Linked DNA regions of Mus musculus: region 1 is linked to region 2. A link is a loop called in an ENCODE intact Hi-C map of the cell type or tissue named here. Cell type or tissue: left cerebral cortex. All regions are shown on one strand.

The links. Hi-C counts contacts between places; a loop is a spot of excess contacts. Peaks named below come from ENCODE experiments on the same cell type or tissue, not always from the same donor. Only the 100,000 strongest peaks of a DNase experiment are listed, where the experiment ranks them.
Region 1: it touches region 2 in a loop (10-fold over the local background); 6 of 42 quality-filtered maps call a loop at or near these places.

The regions. Positions count from the first base shown.
Region 1 is chr10:39,537,325-39,545,324 of GRCm38, forward strand. All of the region lies in intron 12 of Fyn (Fyn proto-oncogene), which reads left to right. Among named protein-coding and RNA genes, the nearest start is that of Gm40627, 49 kb to the right of the region's middle. In left cerebral cortex, no CTCF peak of the experiment used is centred here; DNase peaks (open chromatin) are centred at 3,860, 4,424, 4,939 and 5,491; H3K27ac peaks cover 2,424 bases.
Region 2 is chr10:39,625,488-39,633,487 of GRCm38, forward strand. It overlaps Traf3ip2 (TRAF3 interacting protein 2), which reads left to right. Exons shown (of 9, transcript NM_134000.3): 2 at 363-1,172. The coding sequence starts at 371. All of the region lies in intron 2 of E130307A14Rik (RIKEN cDNA E130307A14 gene), which reads right to left. Among named protein-coding and RNA genes, the nearest start is that of Gm16364, 16 kb to the left of the region's middle. In left cerebral cortex, no CTCF peak of the experiment used is centred here; DNase peaks (open chromatin) are centred at 470, 3,738, 4,879 and 6,345.

The sequences.
Region 1 (8,000 bases), 88 kb before region 2:
TTTAACTGCAAATGCATCTTCCCTGTCTGTGCGTGTTTGCAGCTACTGGAAAGCACTTGTGTGTCTAACCTAGCCCCAGCGAGTAGGAACTGGACAGTGTCGCTTGCTGCTGTTCTGTTTTTACTATACAGAGGACCAGGCTGCTAGAGAATAAACAAATGGGTAGGTTGCAGTTGTACTGGAAAGAGCCAATTACCATTCAGGGTTAAAAAAGAAGCTAAAGGCCCTTTCCAGGAGGCAGGTGTAGGCTATGGTTAGAGTGGCACTGTCAGCAGCAGAGAAGGGAGAACGTCGGGGCCATCTTAACATCTCAGCGAGAGAGAATGAGTATGAGTTGGGATTTGTTGTATTTGAGGTGTCTGTGCCGGTGCATCTAAGCCCAGAGAAGCTGCTGCAGCATCGCAGCTGATCCACTGCCACAGCAGGGTCCTCTGACCCTCATCCTTCCCACTCTGTCACCTACGCCTCTCCTAGAACTCTACTGACAGCCACCTCTCTACCCCCAGTCCCACGATCCTTCCAGAAGTTACTGGAGCCCCCAGCTGGGCCCAGGGCTTCGAGGTGAGGCTGTGCTCTTGAGCCACACCCTCTCCTCAGCATCAGTTGTTTGCTCCTCTGTCACAGCCCCTGGCCATCCGTTCCTTCTCATGGAAAATGAAAATGGGTGGGAGAACTCTCCACAGACTTGGTCTTTTTCCTCATTCCTCAAGCAGCTGAGAGCTGGCTAATGCTGATTTGAACCTGGCACACTCAGCTCAGCTAGACCTGGCCATGTTTAGCAATGACTTGCTCTTGTGGACACTTGATTTCTCTTCTCTTCTCTTCTCTTCTCTTCTCTTCTCTTCTCTTCTCTTCTCTTTTTTTTTTCTATTTTCTTTTTTAAAATTTACATTCATCCAGTAAAGTAGACAAATCTGGTATGCAACTGGGTATGTGTTTACATAGTTTTGAAAGCACCTCACAGAGAAAGACAGACCTATAAAGACCATTTCATTCCACTCTAGTCCACAATCGGCCCCAGAGAGGGCTGTTTTCTGTTGCTTCAGATTCCCTCTGCCTGTAAGGAAGTTCATGAGTGTGACTTCACAGATCCCTTCCTTAGTAAGCCACCACTCTCAGGAATAGCCTCGCCTAGCCGTGACGTACTCTTTGATCTGCTTCTTGCTTCCTGTAACAGGCCTTGGCTTCTCACAGCAGACTGATATTTCACTGAGCAGAGGTACCATGTGCCCCATCACTGTACGGAGGAGCAGTAGGGCAAACTCTACTTGGGCTGGTACAGATGAAGCTGCCGGGCGGGAGACACACCCCTATCTCCCGGGTACTCACCCTGTCAGAAGGGCTGGTACTGGCTTGTCAGCAGCAGGTGCTGTCCCAAGAACACCGATTTAAAAGGCAACTGCAGCTAGGTGACTTGCCTGGTTTGGAAATCAGAACCCCCAGGTTTAAACCACTTCTGTCACTGACACACAGGGTGGCCTCAAGCAAATCAGCTACCTCTTTGGAGCATCATGTTTATCCTCTGTAAAATAGATAGTAACAGGGCCTGCCTCACATGGATACTATATGATTGAGTAAGCAATCTATAAAAATTTGAGGGTGGTAAAATATGAAGAATTATTTTAAAACTTCAATTTTTTGTGATTGACATGTTTTCCATAGAGAGGGTTTTATGGTATTAAAAATCATTTAAAGAGAAAAAAATGTTAGTAATCAATAGAGGAAAGGTACTTATAAAGCCATAATACACAGCCAGATAGGTGGATGATTGATTGATTGACTGATTGATAGATGATAGATAGGTGAGTGGATGTGTGTGGAATGTGTGCATATGAATGTGCATGTGTACAAGAGCACACACATATCATTATTTATAGCCCAGACCAGTCTATTTTTCTGGTTCTATCTACATGTCCCACAGACCCTCTGTTCTGAACTCAACGAAGGGAGAGTCAACTAACCCTGCCCCTCCATTGTCTTGGGCAGGCCTTCATTCTTTCCTCCTGTTAAGAACCATTCATGGCTGGGTGGGTATGGTGGTACACACCTTTAATCTCAGCACTAGGAAGTCAAAGGCAGGCAGATCTATTGAGTTTGAGGCCAGCCTGGTCTGAGTTCCAGGGCAACCAGGGCTACATAGAGAGACTGCCCACTCCCACCCCCACCCTCACCCCCACCCCCAAAAAAGAAAGAAAAGAACTATCCACAGCCCCGAGCTGCATGCACATGGTTTTTATTTATATTTATTATATATCATTATTGTGTCTGACATCACATATGTACATAAGTTCTCACATGAATCCTGGTAGCAATTCTCCTGGATATCACTAACACAGGTCTCGCTGTTCCTCTGTGGGGATGGGGGCCTAAAGACTGAATACAGCCCTCATGAGCACGGAACATTTATTGGCACTGTCTGTGTACAGCAGTGGACATAGCTCTTATCACTGCCCTTCTCCTCGCTCTCTGCAGACACACTTTTCTGCTCTCTGTGCAGTATGTACAGGCTTCCCAGAAATGGAGTGCTAGAATTCTGTAATCCTGCAAGAACCCTTAGAGAAGGTTGTTGCTTATGTCGGTGTTTGCTGCACACTGTGAGCTGGTCTCTGGGGGAAGTTCAGGAGCTAGCTTCCCAGCTAGATAGACCTGTGCTCAGATGCTAGCCTAGCTCTGCCTTCCCTTGGGTTGCAGCCTCTCTGGGCCTCAGCATAGTCATCTGGGACCCCCTCTCTGGTGGCTGTGGCTTAGAAAGGGCAGAGCTGTTTGGTGTCCTTTGCTTCTGTTCTCCCTCACAGGACTTTCTCCTCCCAGACCTCCTACCTCCTTTCTCTGTATTCCTCACTCTGTTCAAAAAGATGGCCAGGCCTGGGCTGACTCTGAGCCTGGCCGGAGAAGTCGTGGCATTATCTTAGTATGAGTCCTGGAATCTCTGCAGATCTGCTCGGGCACCTGGGATAAGTTGCTTTGAACCTGCCTTCTTCTGCAAACAAAATTGTCACACGGTCTGAGAACAGACAGGAAGCACTCACCACAGAGGACTTAGTGCAGTTGGCAGTGGCATTAACAAAAGCAGTGATAAGTTGACCCTATAGACACATACAGCCGTCCTCTGCATACACGCCCACAGATAGTACCCACGAGCCATGCTGTACAGGGCCTTCCCACTGCCTCCTGCCAGGCCTTGTCCCCATTTGAATCATGAAGAGCAGGAACATGGAGTTTCTCTGTGGGTTTGGTGGGTTGGTTGATTTGTTCCAAGGCAGCAACCAAACGAGCATATAGGAAACACATGTCAAAACGATGTAATCTTTGAGTCTGTGGACTATTTGGACAAAAGGAGAACACTCAGAACTCTGGGTAACTTTGTTACTGGTTTATATATTAAGTAGAACAAGAAAAATGTGTCTGTTCAAATACTCCCAGTATTGAGCATTTAAATTGAATAGATTATTGTCTAGAGTAAAATTCACTTATAAATTAGACTACAAAGAATTCATAATTGTTACAGTTTCCATGTTCATTCGTTCACGTTAAAAATTGTTACTGCATAAATTAACACGTTCTTTCTTGGAGAACATATTTTAGAAAGATTTGTTACTTTAATAACTCTTTGTGTATTAGAAATCCCAGATGCCGGTGCTAATTAAATGTAATCAGATTTTGGATTCAAAAAGCACAGTAGCCATTTAGCACAAAGGAGCAGGCAGCTAGGTTGACAAACACGGTCAGGAAGGACTGGGTCCCTGATTCTTTTAGCTTTCCAGTTTCACAATGCAGAGCTGTGAATGCAGTTCCTGTCTTTCCTTTGTTCTGATGACTGGGGATTATTAGACTCAGGCCGCCCGCCGCTGTTCCAGCTCAAGGACTCCTGCAGAATTATTAATCAGCTGCTTCAGAGGCCCTGTAATCCAGTGGCAGATCAAGGCTGATCTCACCACGAGGTGCCCTCCCTCTGCTCCCCTCAGCGTATGAATTTCTTGTTCTCTGTCAACAACAGCATCGCCATTCCCACACTGTGTGCTGTGACCTGAACAGCAAATGTCAGCAGAGAAGGGGGGAGGTGGAATCCTGTTAATTGTTGAATTTAATTTAATTCTTTCCTTGCTAAAGAACTGAACCCATCTTTTAAGAAAAGCAAACCTCTTCCCGTCTCTTATTCCCCAGGCAGAGCTTTTAAAAGGCTGTAGTGAAGTGACCAGGCCACACCACCCCACAGGCCCACACGGGGAGTTTATCATCCCCAGAGCTGCCAGAAGCCATGTGCTGAGCCCCACGTGCAGAACTGAGCCAAGCTGCCTCCCTGAACTGTCCAGGGCCAGAGTTTGGTGCACCTCTGTCCCTGGGCAGAAGTCGGCTTCATTTGTATTCCGCTGCCTCTGTCTCTAGGCTTCCTACCACTGGTGTCTCTGGGAGGGACAGCTTTGTTCATCTGCTGTAGCTTCCGCCTAGATTAGTAGTCAGGGGAGCAGGGCAGATGCTGGGAAATGGAGATGAACTGTTGGGAGCATCATCCCCTCCTAGCAAGGCTGTGCTGACAGCCAGATGAAATAAACGAAGGGGGCTTTTAAATCACTCATTTCTCCCTAGTCCCTTTTAAGATTAAAAATGCTTGCAGGGTGGCAGGAAACTGATTTCTACCACTTCCATCCTTGGACAGCTCTGTGAGGTGGCCTAGGGAATGCAGACAGGGCCTGGTGCCAGCACAGGTCCCTGAGCCGACTCTGAGCACCTTCCTCTGTCTGCCCAGCCCACCAGTAGTCCTGCTTTGTGCTCACAGGGGCATCGTCCTCTCCTCTGTGCTGTTTTGGGCAGAGCTGCCTGGCAGTTGTTTATGAATGGTCAGGAGCAAGCCCTCACTTTGTACAGCCCACGTTTCTTGGTAATCGTCACTAAGGAAGCAGATGGTCACCCTCTGTGATTTTAAAGTGTTTAAATAGGAACTGCAGACTGCCATCAAACATCAGAAACGTCTTCTGGCTTCCTTGTCGTACTCTGCTGGCTGGCAGAAGGAGCCTGCATTTGCATCAGCTGGAGAGTGAGGGACAGGCAGAGCACATGCACACTGCCTGCAGCTACGAGCCTTTCTCCTAACCAAAGGAAGGTACCTGGGCCCAACACACTGCTCTCCACAGGGTCCCAGAAACATAGGCACTTTGCCAGATTGGAAAGCAGAAGACAGTTTAAACCAACCTGTGGTCATGCTTGTCTTCTGTACGTCCCCTCCTCTTGGGACGTTTTTTCTAGACTCAGAGCCAAGCCCCAGTATGATGAGCCTGTCCCACTCAGTATCCCCACTGTCCACACTGCCTAGCACAGTGTGGCCTGGCGTCGCCCAGGTCCCTCTGGTGGGTGGCTCACTCTGTCTGTGTTCTGCTACATTCTTAACCGAGTAATGGGCCTGCCAAGAACCCTCTCTATCCATGCTCACTGTTCAGCCCCCGGGGAGCTTGCTCACGCTTTCAGCTTGAACGTTTCTTCCATGGATTTATCCCAAACAGACCTTGGATCTGCGCCTAGTTAATCAGCCCAGAGTTTTACATTATGTTCAGGCCCAACTCCTGTCTCCTGGCACTCAGGTTTCACTCATCTCTCCCCTCTCAGAGTCCCTGATGAGACAGCACTGTCTTAATCCTTGTCACCTTCTCTGTCAGACTCCTTCCTCCACGCCCCATCCCCAGCCCCGTAAGCTAAAAATTTCAAATGGAATATCAATCATCCTTTCGTGCAGCTGGATTTTCCTTTATATTTATTCTCAAAACATGACGCTAAACTCTATGAACTTAGAGTGGAAATTTCAGCAGAATATGTTACCAGGGGTAACTGGAAACACTCAGTTTATGATTTCAGAAGCATTTGGGAAATTTGAACGTCATCCTTGGCCTATTATGAGAATTAGGAGTTTTCCTCTGCCAAATTTGACCGGGTTTGAAATTATTATTGTACTTGAATCACCACCAAATTCCAGGTTGGGTCAGCTTTGCTTCAGCTCCTAACACAGGATATCCTGTCCTAGACTTCTTGCTGTCTCCACCATCCAGTCAGCTTACTGTTACTGCCATAGTCATGGCTGCTGTTCTTCTCTAGGGTGACTGTACAGTCAAAGTACTACATACTGTTCAGCATTGTATAGGATAATTCGCACAGTCTGTGGCTTTGGAGTTAAAGAGGCTTTGGGGGTGGCTCTTTGGTTTAGAAACCTAGGCTCTATTGTTGAAGCCAGTGCATTGGATGGCTTCCTCTGCTGCCCTGGTTCTTTGGATCGCTTCCTCCGATGCCCTGCTTCTTTAGCTGGAGGAGATAATCTCTGAGACAGTGCAGTGGAACTGTCACCGACAGTCCCAGGCTGGACTGAGCTTGTGGTGTGTGATGGCCCCAACAGGCTTGTATTGACCCCAGCTGTGATCCGTTCTGTGTCTGGGGAAGTCATGAGTCACACTGGTCCCTTCTCTGTCCCCCATCTCCCTCATCTCCTCCATGGCCCGAGCCATCATCTTCGAGACAAACCACTTTGTAGCTCTGTAGGTTCAGCCCAGTAGCTGCATTCCTCCAGCTTTAGAACATTCCTACAGGAGGCTCCCTCCTCCTGGCGACCCTGGAGTGCCCCACGCTGTGCTCAGGGACTCGGCGGCTCCCTCCTCCTGGCGACCCTGGAGTGCCCCACGCTGTGCTCAGGGACTCAGTGGCTCCCTCCTCCTGGCGACCCTGGAGTGCCCCACGCTGTGCTCAGGGACTCGGCGGAGGACACTTGGAATTCTCGGTGGCTGATGGATGAGTGTGGGGATTCTCTGCATCCTCTTTCCAGCTTTTGGAAGTTTCGAAGGGCAGTGATGCTGAGGGCCTTTGTCAGTGCAACTCCATCAAAGCATTTTCTCAGCTCTCAGCTTGTTACTTACTGGGCATCAGACACTCTGCTGAGACCTGTGTACCTCCTGCCATCCCAAGTTACAGACAGGAAACTAACACTGGGGCTTTTTTTTTTTTTTTTTTTTTTGGTTTTTCAAGACAGGGTTTCTCTGTGTAGCCCTGGCTGTCCTGGAACTCACTTTGTAGATCAGGCTGGCCTGGAACTCAGAAACCCGCCTGCCTCTGCCTCCCAAGTGCTGGGATTAAAGGCATGCGCCACCACTGCCCGGCTGACAATTGGGCTTTTAAGGGTCTGGCAAACCCAGTCTGCAAGCCCAGGTTTGCCTCACTCCAAAACTCCTTTTCTTCATTTATTTTAACGTCATTAAATTCCGTCTTTACCAGCTCCACTCGTATCTGCAGAGCCTGATTTCTACATGACCATTCTTGCCCTTTGGAAGAACATTCTAGCCCAGCCCACCGTCGGGCTTGCTGCCACTGTCACTACAGAGAGGTGGTCCTTTTTCCTAGCTCTTCCTTTTACATCATTCAGAAAGCAGCCTTGGGACAAAAGGTATCTGGAGTGTCCCTGTGAGCATTTCAAACATTGTCACCATCTTAACGTATGAAGGAGAGTCCGCTACAGGAAGCTACTAAGTCAAGACCCGTTTCTGTCTGAGGCAGAAGTAGAGGACAGGTTTCCTGGCTGACCATTGGGCATGCAGCCATTCCTTTAACTGGACTGTGACTTGGGCTTGGAGTGGCCCATCCTGATGTGACTCTAACCGGACATCGCGTCTTCACTTAAAGCAGAGAGCACTAGGCTGGGTAGGCTGAGAAAAGCCATCATCTCTTACATTATTATATCGCTAGTATTTTCTTTGTAGTCAGTTTTTTTTTTGTTGTTGTTGTTTTGGGGTTTTTTTTTGTTTTTTGTTTTTTTGGGTTTTTTGTTTTGTTTTGTTTTGTTTTTTTTAAATCTTGGTCAAAGAAGACAACATATTTGGCCATTGGGGATTGAGTAAGTCACTGCTCAAGTGGGCCTTTGTTGTTTTGTTGTTGTCGCTGCTGCTGCTGAGCAGTTGTGGTTTAACAGCTTTAGCCAAAGTACTGGGACAGTGTAAGTATAGAATACGCCAACCTTGAAGGTCTGCGCT
Region 2 (8,000 bases):
CGCACTCCAAGCACACAAGCAGCCCACTTCATGCCAATCAGTGTGAAGCCCACTTCAGCTCCTCAGTATGTGGCAGTGGACTTTCACCCATGTTTTCCCCTTGCTGGTAAGCAATTCCTACCACAGACCAACTTCTGGTCATGTTTCTTCAACTGCCTTCCAGATAAAATATCTTAATAAGCAGAGAGCCTTTGCCTGCAGGCTAAGTAAACAACTTTATGTGACTGGGGCCCTGCGAGCACAATGCTGTCACACTACTGTTAATTTAAACCACATCCTGAACCAGGTCCTTTAAGGTCATAAAATGGGAACTCCAAGCACTGATCTATCTTCTGAGACTGGCATGTTTTCTCTTGTTTCAGAAACTAGAATGAACCGAAGCATTCCCGTGGAGGTTGATGAATCAGAACCATTCCCGAGTCAATTGCTGAAACCGATCCCAGAATACTCTCCAGAAGAGGAATTGGAACCACCTGCCCCCAATACAAGGAACATGGCACCCAGCAGCTTGTCTGTGCTCCAGTGCCCTCCCCTGAAACTGGCAAACCACCAGCCTGTGTCACAACAGGTCACCTGCCTGCGAGCTAAAGTCCTGGAGGAAGGTGAAGCCAGTTTCTTTAGAAGGCACCCTGAACTTGGCAAAGATATTTCCTCATGTTCCTCTGGAGCCAGCGAGCCTGAGTCTGAGCTCGGAGCCCTCCCTCCAGAGCATCGGTTCACACTTACGGAAAAACGCAATAGATGGCTGGGATCTCAGCTTTCAGCAGCTTCTCCTGACACTGGCCATGAATCAGACAAATCAGACCCAAGTTTACCTAATGCTTTGGCAGACTCCTTCAGTGGTGGCCAAGAGATGATGCCCCGGCCCCGGCCCCGGCCTGGGCCCCACAGGCACAGGGCAGCCCCAGATGTGCCCACGATAGACACTGGCTATGATTCCCAGCCCCAAGATGTCCTGGGCATCAGGCAGTTGGAGAGGCCATTGCCCCTCACCTCCTCGTGTTACCTGCAGGACCTCCCTGGGCCTCTGAGGTCCAGGGAATTGCCACCTCAGTTTGAACTTGAGAGGTATCCAATGAACGCCCAGCTGCTGCCGCCCCATCCTTCCCCACAGGCCCCATGGAACTGTCAGTACTACTGCCCCGGAGGGCCCTACCACCACCAGGTGCCACGTAAGTTATCCTTACCGCTTCTGGACGTTCTGGACTAGGACTGAGGAAACGAGACCTCACAACACTGCCAACGTCCAGAGACTAGCTGTCGGGGAGTGTTCTCTGGTGCAGGCGTTTGCATGAGCAGTTGGTTTGCAAAGGGACCTTAACAGTGCATTTTGTTAGCCAAGGCCTGCCTCACTCGAATCTCTAGGAAAGTTAGGACAAAGTGGATCCCCAATTGGAGCACATTGAGACATGCCTCTAGACAGAGAGAAGATCCTAGTGAGTTCTAGAAAATTCGTTTTTTCCTAGTTCTTGGCGCTTCTTCCTGGGTTCTTCCTTTTCCTCTCCTTTCCCTGTCACAGATGGCAGAGGACGTGGGCGGGGCCGGGTGCCTGCTGAGTGCCAGTCACAGCACAGGTGTGCTGGATTTCTTACCTATGAAACGCTGGGAACTAAACTTTGGTAAGGCAGATGTTGGGTTTAGTTCTCAACATTTCCAGGTTAGTTTAAAAGGCTTCTGAAATTCTACTTCTCCTTACCTAATGATACTTTTTCTGGTCAGAACAGCAATGTGTGGGTAGTTTCCTCCAAATGAAATATGCCCAGACGGTGAAAAGGGGCTATTTCCTTTACCCAATGAGAAGTCCCTATTGTGGGATTTTTGATATATTTACTTCCAGTGGGCTTTTTAAAAAATCCTTTGCATATATACGTAATATAAAATAGGTTGCAGTGCTTTTAAGTGTACTTCCAGCATTGTTTTAAAATGCTCACTTGGGCTAGTGAGATGGCTCAGTGACTAAGGGCACTTGCTGCCGAGACAGATGCACCACATAATGGAAGGATAGCCATTGTGCAAATTGTCCTCTGGCTTCTACAATGTGCACTGTGGCACCCAAACACACACACACACACACACACACACAGATTAAAAAAGAAATGCAAAAAAAAAAATCAATGACACATTTTATGTAATGATGGATGCAAAAATAAAACCTTGCACATACTTAGGGTATAAGATAATGAATACTTTTGTATATACTCTTGGTAAGAGCAGAATTGGATGCACTTCTGGAAGGCAGTTTCACTATTCATCAAAAGGGGATTCATACCCTTTGGCCAGCAGCCTTACTTTTAGTAATGTATCCAATAGAAACATCAAAGAAGCAAAAATATATACAAACAGCATGTTATTAAAACACTGGGGGCAGGAGGGCAGGAGGGCAGGAGGACAGGAGGGCAGGAGAGATGGCTCAGGAGCTCACGAGAGTACTCTGCCCTTCCAGTTAACCTGTGTTCAATTCCCACTACCCATGTCAGGCAGCTCCTAGCTGCCTACATCTCTAGCTCCAGGGAGATCTGATGCCTCTGGCTTCTTGGGGCACCTGCCCTCAAAGTCCACAAACCCACATACTGGCTCACATGTTATTTATTAAAAAACAAAAACAAAAAACTACTTTGTGCTGGCTGGAGAGATGGCTCAGAGATTAAGAATAATTTCTGCTCAATCAGGAATATCAGAGATTGGATCCCAGTACCCAACCAAGTAACTCTAGCTCCAAAGGATCTGATGCTCTCTCTCTCTCTCTCTCTCTCTGTATGATATGCACAAATAAATAATATTTTTAAAACACTGTATGAAAATAAGCAAGCTACTGCCAATTAATACTGGGCAGGAGCAGTAGCGATGATCTCTGATCTGAGAGTTAACTTGAGGATGGTGTGGAATGATGGACTGGACAGAGGCTGAAGAGAGCCACAGTGCCTGCTCAGCTTTAGGTCTCTGATAAACAGCCCATCCATTACAGGGTGGTCAGCTCCGAAGGTAACAGTGCTGTGGGGTTGACTTGACATTTTCCATTTGTAATGAATGCATGGAGTCATAGCTCAACACAGGCTGAAGAGCACCTGCATGCCATGGCTTATTTATACAGTGGTCTACTGGCTCCGTATTGTGTGGCATAAACACAGTGTATACGTTCTGACATAAAAAGGATTAAGGGGGTGGGGACAAGATACAGTGTTGATCCCTTATGTGTTTACTAGAAAGGAAATTACCTGTGTTAATATACACCTTTAAAAGTCCTGAAGGATTGTACTAACATGAGAGGAAGCCGGGAATTAAGAAGGATCAAGGAAGAACTTACTTTTCCTTGTAATATTAATAGACATGCGTTAATTTTTTATAACATTATTTCTATGATTAAAATATAAATAAAAGTGGAAAGGAACAAACATGTCTAAAACCTGAGCTTGCCTTAGCTCACACTGCGTACCCTTGACCCTTGCTCCTGAGAGTCCTAATCAGAGGGATCAGGGTGGCCCAGTGCTTGTGGGGGTTTGTGCTAGGTACTGTGGCCCTGGAATATTAATGAAGTGCCCAGCAGGGCATCAAGGACTCCTCCCAGGAGGTTGCTGTGAGGACTAAATGAGATAATGCACTAAAGGCTCTAGCAAAGAGGCTGGCTGACAGCAAGCCCCAGCGCGAGCAGTTCTTAGCTTTGCTGCTATTTGGAAATGGATCCCGCAGCCCAGCCCTGTGGAGGAAGCCTTCACTTGCAGATCCCTCTTTGCTGGCACGGATTTTAGACATTCAGGACAGGTATACAAATGCTTAGTTTCATGTCAGAACTATAACTGCACTTAATTGCCAACAAAAGCACTTCAGAAGAGCTCTTCACCTGACAGAGGCTGTGCAGTGGAACCAGGGCCACGTGGTTCTTCTGCTCGGCTTTGGAAGAGCAGTGCTTCCTTGCCTGTTAATGAGTATATAAATAAATAATGATCACCATGTAAATGGTGTTTCTTCACGCTTTGCAAGTTAAAGCAAAAGTAACGTTACTGGTCATCCTTTTCATGTTAAAAAAAAAATCCAAAGTAGATGAAAACAAGAAATGTTTTCCTCACTAAAGCTCCAGGAGAAGTCGTTCTCTGTTGTCTGAGAACCTTTCAACTGAAGGTCAACAGATGAAGTCTGAGCCCTTATGTTATATACAACTTTTGCTTCCTTTATTAAGGTGGCAGAATATGATAACATGATAGGTACATGCTCCCATGGACACAGGCACACATACATATACACACACCTCACACACATGTACGCACACACACATGCACACACACGCACACACACAGAGATAGTCCGTGTGACTGTATGCTAAAATGCATTTACAATTAAAGCAGGGAACACTACACCAGATGGAAGAAACGACAGAGGAAGGCGTTGCCTTGCTGGAGCCACAGCTGCTTCCAGCTGTGGGAGTTCATCTAACAGTTTATGTTGGCCATTTTGCTTTCTGGCTAAACTGATCACATTTCATCGTGATGTTTTTTGACAACTTGAAAATCAGATTTTTATTTCCTCCCTCATAAGCTCTTTTACTACCATCTTAATAAGGAAGAAAAATGCTGACGGTTTTTCCTGATACACAGAAAACCTCATTTAGGGCTTGGTTTACAATTCCAAGTGGTCAGAGCCCAGTGACATGAAGACTGTCTGTACTGGAGCCAAGCGGCTCACGAGACTGACAAACAACAGGCGGTGCTGGGCGCTCATTTAGCACGGTACAAGATTTCCATCGGCTGTTCTCATGTTGTGCTCAGCACCCACCGCCTCGGAGCGGAGGAGTTACTCGCTAGCAAGTCATTTGTCTGTCACATCACCCACCTTCCATCTCCTACAGAGAAAACTCTCCTGATGGAATTTTAGGCTCAGGAGACAAGCCGGTGGGAAGCTATTTTTGAGTAGCAATTCTCAAGTAGGTGGCTCCTGATTTATATGCCTCGCCTTCTCACACACTGACTAGTGTGGGTTTGTGTTGAAAAACAGACACCTACAGACACACAGATTTCTCTCTGTCTCTGTTTATCTTGCACTGCATAAGGGAACTGTCTCATTTTTATCTTTGCTCACTATGTGCCTGGGAGTAGAGGTTCTATAAATATTTGTTGAATGAATGAAAAGAAGGCTCTACCTTCTGGGGAAAGGAGAAACCTCTCTGTAATCATTGGTAGAGTCTTGGTGACATCAAGTCTTTGAAAGCCATCTTTAATTGTGTAGCAGGGAAAGAAAGAAGGAAGGAAAATGAACTTGTAAATAAAACATGCCCATTCATTTATCAATTTATTTAGTAAAACATGCCGTGCTGTGTACTGGGCACTACACAATGTCAAATACAGCACACAAGCAGAGGAGACAGAAAATAAATAAAAATATGCATATAACACGAGAAAGCATATATGCTATAAAGAAAATGCCAGGGGTTGGAAAGGCTATTAATAGGCAGGCAGGCAGAGCAGGTCTCATTTGACAGACAGTTGAGCTGAAAGCTAAGGAACGAGAAGGTCAAAGAAGCAAAGAGACTGATGTTGCTATGGCGCCAAGAACAGAGGCCACGAGGGCAGAGAGAGTGATAGCCCAGAGCAGGAAGGATGCAAAGCATGGGAAGGAATCTGTATCCCATTCTGAGGGAAACCACTCTCTCTGGGAAACAGAAGCTCCGACTCTCCAGTCCTCAGCACACCTAGACCAGCACTCAGCACAGCACGGAGCCAGAAAGGCCTGGCCACGCTAGTGGAACAGAAGGATTACAGTTTGAGCAGTGAGGCCAGGCAGTCTGGCTCAGTGGGTAAGGATGCCTGTCAGTAAGCCTGATCCCTGATGCACTCCTGGGACCCACAGGGCAGAGAGGACCAATCCTCACGAGTTGTCTTCTGACCTGCAAGCATGCAGAGGGGTATACACTTGTGCACATAGACCCAGGGAATGAAAACATAGAACAGACAAACAAAAAAACAACATAAAACTCAAGCAATGAAGAGATGGTTATTTACCTAATAAACAGACTTTCTAATTTAACAACTAGCCAAATGTCCAGGCAAAACGGCCCGAGTTCCACACATAGAAGGAACGGGTTCATTTCGGATGACCCTCTGATAGTCACTTTGTGTTTTAAACAAGAGGATGGCATGGAGGATTATATTGTTGATACCCTAAGAAGCAACAAGGTGGGCCATTTCGTCTGCTCATACGCACTGGTGTAACTTCTTATCACAGGTGGCTATTTCAGAAATGAGTTACGGCTCATCAAACAGCCCACGTGCTTAGCGATTTTAATGATACGATTTGTTGCTATGAGACAAAAACATGTTGTGCGGGGGAAGTAATCTGCTCGAAATCATCTGACCTCGATTCAAAGGCTTTTGATTAACAGCACTAACACCCGCCTTCTGGAAAGGAAGCACACCCTGTGATTAGAGCTTTCGAGTCCCTTTAACGCGAATCAAATGTTATTAGGTACTCATTAATGGGTGCGGGAAGCAAAAAATGGCTCCAAAGAGTGAAAACTTCACTTGAGTTCACTTTCAGCATCTCCCATTGAAAAGCTTTCAGGGCCCTGCCAGTTTCTCCTCTCTGACCTTGTCTTTCTCATTTCTGGAGGGCAAAACTGATTTCTAAAAGAGTGAACAGCAGACATGAAGCAGGCAGTATAGCAAACCAAGACTTAGCAAGCAGGCTGCACAGTTCAAAATGGCTCCTGTTCCGTGCATAAGCTGCCTGTGTTACTAACTGCTCAGTCATTGAACACTGCCTCTGTAGCTGCACTTCGCTTGGTGAATGATGTCAAAAACTCCACCCACCCCGTGATAAGTGAAATAAACCAAGGGAAGGAGAGGCTAACGTGTCGAGGGCTGGGTCTCCTAGAACAGGTAGGTGATAGGGGTCATGAAGTTGATCTGTGAAGATTTAGGGCAAGATCTTTCTGAGTAGTGAAGATGGTAAGCTCAGATCCCAGAGGTGGTGACCAGCTTGGGGTATTCAAGATGAAGGTGGGCCATGATAAGCCTGTGGCAGCGCTGTGGGAGGCAAGATCGATGGAGAGGGACCTGGTCACAAAGGCTGGATCTTAAATGCAGTAGAGCCTGGCAGAATTGCAGCTTGAGCTGTCTCTCAATCCAAGCAGGCTAACCTAATGGAGAGCTGGGCTCTGGTCAGTGACGTGACTGCAGGATGGTTTTTCTGTTTTAGCCTGAGCAGCGGTAGCAACCTGCCTGGCTGCCCCAAACTCCCACTGGCAATCTAGACCTGGAATCTATCTGACCGGCTCTAGGAAGGCCATCAAAGCAAAACCTTAGTGGCAGACTTTCTCCTAGACCACAGAAATCTCCATGGTTCTGTCTCCCCATTCTTAGAGGCCCCCTCAGTCCTGGTTGCCTTTGTCAGCCCCGTGTTGGGACAAGCCTGGGCAATCCCTTTCTTCTCCTCCCTTCCCTCAAACATTCTGTTGGCAATAGTTAGGGCTTACCAATAGCAGGACAGGGGTCATTGTCAAAGCTAGTAGACAGTCTAGGTTGGAGGGTCACAGTCACTTTCTGCAAGAGGAAAAAAAAAATGGTAGGAAGGATACGGCTGATATAAGGGTCAAGGCACACAATGAAACGGCTCCAGGGGATTTGGCCAGGCCTGAGAGTCTTAGTAGCCCTAGTAAACTGCCAGGGTCACCCAACCAAGCCGAGTGCAGACAGTGGGGACCTGGAAACAGACACACTAGTACACATACATCGGTGCTTGCTATTCTGTGGTGGAGGCTGCCACTCCCCTGAACAAGCCTTTAAAGTACGCAAGGATTCTTATGCATACCAAACACAGGACAGTGCCATTCTCCCTATTCCTGACCCTGCGGGGTGAATCCTAACTGTGTCACTTCTAGGTTCTTTGCCAGTTTATTTCTCTGTGTCTCCCTCATATATGTTACACTGGCAGGCCAACAGAACTAATACTATAAGTCAAGCGAGGATTTAAAACCAATGACCGTTTTTTTAAACAAGAAAAAAATGCTTTCT